Linked DNA regions of Homo sapiens: region 1 is linked to region 2. A link is a loop called in an ENCODE intact Hi-C map of the cell type or tissue named here. Cell type or tissue: mammary epithelial cell. All regions are shown on one strand. Each heading gives the region's core, and the rest is flanking DNA. Links, peaks and the distances in the headings are about the cores only. Region 1 has its middle 52 kb from the start of CHRDL1. Region 2 overlaps ACSL4 (acyl-CoA synthetase long chain family member 4).

Region 1 (2,926 bases), core at 335-2,834, 1.1 Mb before region 2:
ATAAACACAAAGTATTTTTTGCACAGTTTTATTTCAGTATATGCTGAAATTTCCAGGAATACAGCTACCATGTAAATTGAGGGAAAACTGCTCTTTGTTGTGTTCAGAACTCTCCCAAGAGTTGTCTAACATTTTTGAAGATCATATTGCCAACAACAACGCTGATCATGGTAATTGAGTCACTAATGCAATGCCCCTGCATGCGCCTGCATTTGTAGTGTTTGAGTTCATGCTGTTTCTGTACGTAGGTGCAAGCTTCTACCTGTTCCCCTACATCTTATAGCATGGTGTGGCCTCAATCTTTGCAGATGGAAATTCATTATTTATTACCAATAATTTCCTTTTATTTCTCCTTCACACTAGTTGGACCTCTCTCTCTCTTATATATATACACACACACACACACAAATATATAAAATTATGTGTGTGGTAGGTACATTGCTCTATGAGTTTCTCTGTCTCATTTTAGGACAGTAAAGGGGCTGTAGCAAAGTATTTGTCAAAAATTACAAGCACTTACTAAATTGCCTACACTGCTTTCAGTGCTTTACATACCAGTCTCAGTCAATCCTCACAGAACTTCACAGAACCTGAATGAGATGAGTATTATTTGCACTCTTATCTTGCAGATGAAGAGGTGCATAGAGGTTAAGTAATTTGCCCAAGGCCACGCACTTAGTAAGTGATAGACAAGTAATCTGAACTCCAACCTGTTTGACTCCAAATGCAGTACACATTCAGCTGCTTGCAGTGTGGTAGATTACATCTACTGTTTCTTATTCGTGTTAGAACAGGCTCAGGATGATTCCAAGGGCAGTGTATTCCAAAACTATTTGAGGATTCCTACAAAAAGTATAGACACCCCCACCACCTGAATGACTGAAAACACTCATGCATACATTTGGATATGTTTAACACACACACAGCCAATCAATGACCTGAGTCAAATTTAATGGTGTCTTATTCCTTAATTGCTTCTTGTGTCCAATTAGATTGTATAATGCCTGAAAGCAGATCTGTGCCAGCCATATTTTCCTTTTGAAAAAAATAAGGTACATAATCTGATGCTGAATGTTACAATGGGAACAAATAGGTTCCATCTGGACTGTCCTGTGCAATTCCCACCCCATCAGCAACTAGCCACATTAATAGGACTTGGTGGCTAACAAATGATATATTTAGACCTTTATTTCCCTCAATTAACACGATCTATCGAGTGAAATGTACATCGCATAACTACATGTCTTATTCAGAGAAACTAGCCATTCCTCTTTCTCTGTGTAAACGAAAGCTCAGTGGTTTTCTCCAGGCTTCCATGAAGAACTACAGATCTCATTCTCAAGCATATCTAAATTCCATCACTAGATGGCAGTGTTGCCCAAACTTTTAATAGAGTAGTAGGTCAGCTTTGTTTAATGCCATTTTCTTCATGAGTCCTAGATCGAATTAACCATCTTTCCTGCCACCAGAAAAATGTCCAGAAGTTTTCCATGCTGAGATTTCAGGAAAGATAACTTGTCTGTGGCAACTTGTTGACATTTAAAAAATAAGCTTAAACCTGTTCCAGTACAGCTGGGTCGCCTCAGTTTAGTTCAAATACCCCTTGAGTCTATATTGTGTTGAAAACACTGAGCTAGGTGCTGGGGATACACAGATGAAGTTGAAAGGGCCTGACTCTCTTAAGAAAGGCGCAATCTAGTTGGAGAGACTGGCGCACAAACAAAAAGCTCTATAACAATATCATAACACTGTGATAGGGTAAGCATAGGATGGGGCACCCATCTCAGTTTGGGGATTCAGGGATCTACAGCTGGTGACACTAAAAGCTGAATCTTTTCAAAAATTTATTTGTATTTGTATAAATTTAAGGGACACAAGGGCAGTTTTGTTACATCGATATATTAAATAGTGGTGAGGTCTGGGCTTTAATATGTCCATCTAAATGGATCTACCATAAAGATAATAATGATAATAATGTATGTTTTACTCATTATTTTCTCATACCCCACCACCTCCCACCATCCCACCTTTCTTGAGTCTCAAATATCTATCATTCCACACTCCATGTTCATGTGTACCCATTATTTGGCTCCCACTTAGAACTGAGAACATGTGATATTTGACTTTCTATTTCTGAGTTGTTTTACTTAAGATAATGGCCACCAGTTCCATCCATATTGTGGGAAAAGACATGATTTCATTATTTTTTATAGATGAACACTATTCCATTGTGTATATATACCACATTTTCTTTATCCAATCATCCATTTATGGACATTTAGGTTGATTCCAAAGCTTGGTGAATACTTCTGCAATAAGCATAGGAGTGCAGATATCTCTGCTATATACTGATTTCAATTCCTTTGGATATACATTCACTAGTGGGATTGCTGGGTCATATGGTAGTTCTATTTTTAGTTTTTTGAGAAATATCCATACTGTTTTCCACAGAGGGTGAACTAATTTACATTCCCACCAACAGTGTGTAAGCATTCCCTTTTATCCACATCCTTGCCAACATCTTTTTTTTTTTTTGACCTTTTATAATAGCCATTCTGACTGGTGTAAAATGATATCTCATTGTGGTTTTGATTTGCATTTCTCTGATGACTAGTGATGATGACCATTTTTTCATATGCTTTTTGGCCACATGTATGTCTTCTTTTGAGAAGTGTCTGCTCATATCCTTTCCCATTTTTAATGGAGTCATTTGGTTTTCTGTTGTTTTTGTTGAGTTGTATGAGCTCCTTGTAAATTCTAGACATTAGTCTCCTGTCGGTTGCATGGTTTGCAAATATTTTCTCCCATTCGGCAGGTTGTCTGTTCACTCTGTTGATTATTTCCTTTGCTGTGCACAGTTTAAAGTCTTATTTGCTTATTTTTTATTTTTGTTGCTTGTGGTTTTGAGGTCTTAGTCATGAATTCC
Region 2 (2,926 bases), core at 158-2,657:
TGTGAATGCCTAAGACATTACTGTACACCACTGTCCACTTTATAAATACTGTACACTTATGCTACACTAAATTTATGAAAATATTTTTATTCAGTAATAAATTAACCTTAGCTTACTATAACCTTTTTAGTTTACAAACTTTTAAATTTTTTTGACTTTTTGATTCTTTTATAACATTTAGCTTAAAACAAACACACTGTACAGCTGTACAAAAATATTTTTTCTTTATGTCCTTATTCTAAAAGCTTTTTTATATTTTTAAAATTGATTTTTTTCTCTTTAAACTTCTGTGTTAAAACTAAGACACAGTCTCAAAACAAAAACAAAAACAAAAAACTAAGACACAATCACAAACATTAGCCGAGGCCTACAAAGGGTCAGGATCATCAGTATCGCTGTCTTTCACCTCCACATCTTGTCCCACTGGAAGGTCTTTAAGGTCAGTAACATGCATGCAGTTGTCATCTCCTATAAGAGTGTCTTCTTCTGGAATACCTCCTAAAGGACCTGCCTGAGGTGCTTCTTGAGAAGGTGTCATTCTTTTTAGAAATATTGATATGTCCATGGTGGTTTGCTAGTATTCTTGAATAATGTGCCCTGCTGTGACTTCACTAGTCTACAGGAATTTTTCATCTCCATTATATTCTTATGGGACGACTGTATATGCAGTCCGTCATTGACTGAAATGTTATGTGGTTCATGACTGTAGTTTATTCCCTATTTTTAGATATTTTGTTGTTTCCATCTCTTTGCTCAGTTAATTCTTCATGATTTTAAGTAAAAGGCCAACTGTGTGTGTCTTCTCAATCTTTTCCCCCCTAACAAATGAGAAATATGACACTCTTATCATTACAGTGGCTCAATAAGCCAGTGATTCTAAATGTATGTATATTATGTTGAACGACTTGAAATTGCCTTTTTTTTTTGTCTGTAGCAAATTTTTTACTATTGGCAATTTTATGTGGTTCAACCTAATAGCTTGAAAAAGATTTCTAGGTTATTCTGACCACCCTGCACCCCTGTCCCATCTCTCACTTCCCTGAGAATCTGCATTTAGAATAGTGAGCTGTTTCTGAAGCCTTTGGACTAAGCAACAATGTTGACAAACTTACCTTCCAGGAGTCTCTGATAAGCACAACATCCTGAAGACATATCCTTGTGTTGATGACATATGCAGAGAACTTTAACTATAGTGACTTGCATCTGTGTGTCAGTACGGTAGAGATAGACTTCTGAGTTTTCACCTAAGCTCTGCAAGAGAGCCTGATGGTCCTCTATCCTGGTTCCATATCTGTAGTGACTAGCTAAGGACAGTGGTGCCACCCAGTGGCACGTTATAGACAAGCTGCTGATGTTGCTTTAGCACTCTTCACTGCATCAAATTCTTTCCTTTCCCATCCCTTTCCCTTCCCCTTCCCTTCTTCCCTTCTTCCCTTCATCCCTCCTTCCCTCCCTTCCTTCCTCTCTCCCTTTCTTCCCTTCTCTCTTCTCTCCTCCTTCCCTCCCTCCCTTCTTCCTTTCTTTTTGTTTTCTTTCTTTTCTCAGGGTCTCACTCTGTCGCCCAGGCTGGAGTGCAGTGGCGTAATCTCAGCTCACTGCACCCTCCACCTCCCAGGCTCAAGCGATCCTCCCACCTCAGCCTCTGGAGTAGCTGAGACTACAGTCGTGTGCCACCACGGCCTGCAAATTTTTGTACAGACAAGGTTTCCCCATGTTGCCCAGGCTGGTCTGAAACCCCTGGGCTCACATGATCCGCCCACCTCAACCTCTTTAGTAGCTGGGACTACAGGCACATGCCATGGCAGCTGGCTTTCTTTTTCTTTCTTGCATACTCTTCCACATTCATGGTCTCATTTTCCTTTTATTTTCCCCACCTATGCCACTGGCACTTACGAGCTTCATTTCGGCCAGCTGATAATATTCAGGGACACTAGCCATATAATTTTGCTGTGATACCCTTATTTTAATAAAGCTTTGGAATATAGGATGTGAAATAGTAAGTGTAAACACACTGAACACACTGTCACTTACTCTGCTTATGAAGTCGTGGTTCTTACCCAGAATTGGCATCAAGTTTGTACTTGGTCAGAATATGGCACTTCTTGGCCAGGCATGGTGGCTTACCTCTGTAATCCCAGCACTTTGGGAGGCAGAGGTGGGAGGGTCGCTTGAGCCCAGAAGTTTTGAGACCAGCCTGGGCAAGATGGTGAGACCCTGTCTCTACAAAATTTTTAAAAATGAACCAGGCATGATGGCGAGTGCCTGTAGGCCCAGCTACTCAGGAGGCTGAGGTGGGAAGCTTGCTTGATCCCAGGAATTTGAGGCTGCAGTGAGCTGCGATTGTGCCACTGTGCTACAGCCTGGGCAACAGAGCAGGACCCCATCTCTTAAAAAAATGCCACTTCTCCTGTTCAATGATGAGACTCCTAATATATGAGAGGAGGCCCTCCTATGTATTTCAAATGTGGAGAGGCATATACTTCTACTCAGATTGAAAGATTTATCTTGGAAATCCTTTTTTGGTTTCCTTTCTACATAATATGACTTCTTATTTCATTCCAACTTAATTCCAAAAATATTTATCCAGCACCTACTGTGAACCAGTACTGTGCTAGGCCCCAGGTATTACAGTAGTTATCAAGACAGACATGACCTCTGCCTCTAAGGAGCTTAGAGCCTAGCAGGGGAACAGGAACTTAGACAAATTTAAGTGCTGTCCCGTAGGGTACTTTGAGGTCAAATAGCAGAGGCACTTCACGTAACATAGGAGGTCAAGGAAGGCTTTCTACACATTTCATTTAAATGAAGACCTAAAGGGAAGCAAGAAAAGGCAGAAGAGAATGTTACTGGCAAAGGGAAAAGCATGTGCTAGAAGCAAGCAGAGATGAGAGATTAAGCTTGATGCTTTTGAGAAATTAAAAGAGGT

Evidence for each region. Hi-C counts contacts between places; a loop is a spot of excess contacts. Peaks named below come from ENCODE experiments on the same cell type or tissue, not always from the same donor. Only the 100,000 strongest peaks of a DNase experiment are listed, where the experiment ranks them.
Region 1: a loop joins it to region 2, with 15 times the contacts of the local background. A loop is called at or near these places in 2 of 110 quality-filtered maps.

What each region holds. Positions count from the first base shown.
Region 1 is chrX:110,845,935-110,848,860 of GRCh38, reverse strand. No RefSeq gene overlaps it. Among named protein-coding and RNA genes, the nearest start is that of CHRDL1, 52 kb to the right of the region's middle. In mammary epithelial cell, for the core only: a CTCF peak has its summit at 1,356 (motif pointing right); no DNase peak of the experiment used is centred there.
Region 2 is chrX:109,711,578-109,714,503 of GRCh38, reverse strand. All of the region lies in intron 1 of ACSL4 (acyl-CoA synthetase long chain family member 4), which reads left to right. Among named protein-coding and RNA genes, the nearest start is that of ACSL4, 20 kb to the left of the region's middle. In mammary epithelial cell, for the core only: a CTCF peak has its summit at 1,324 (motif pointing left); a DNase peak (open chromatin) is centred at 1,303; H3K27ac peaks cover 597 bases.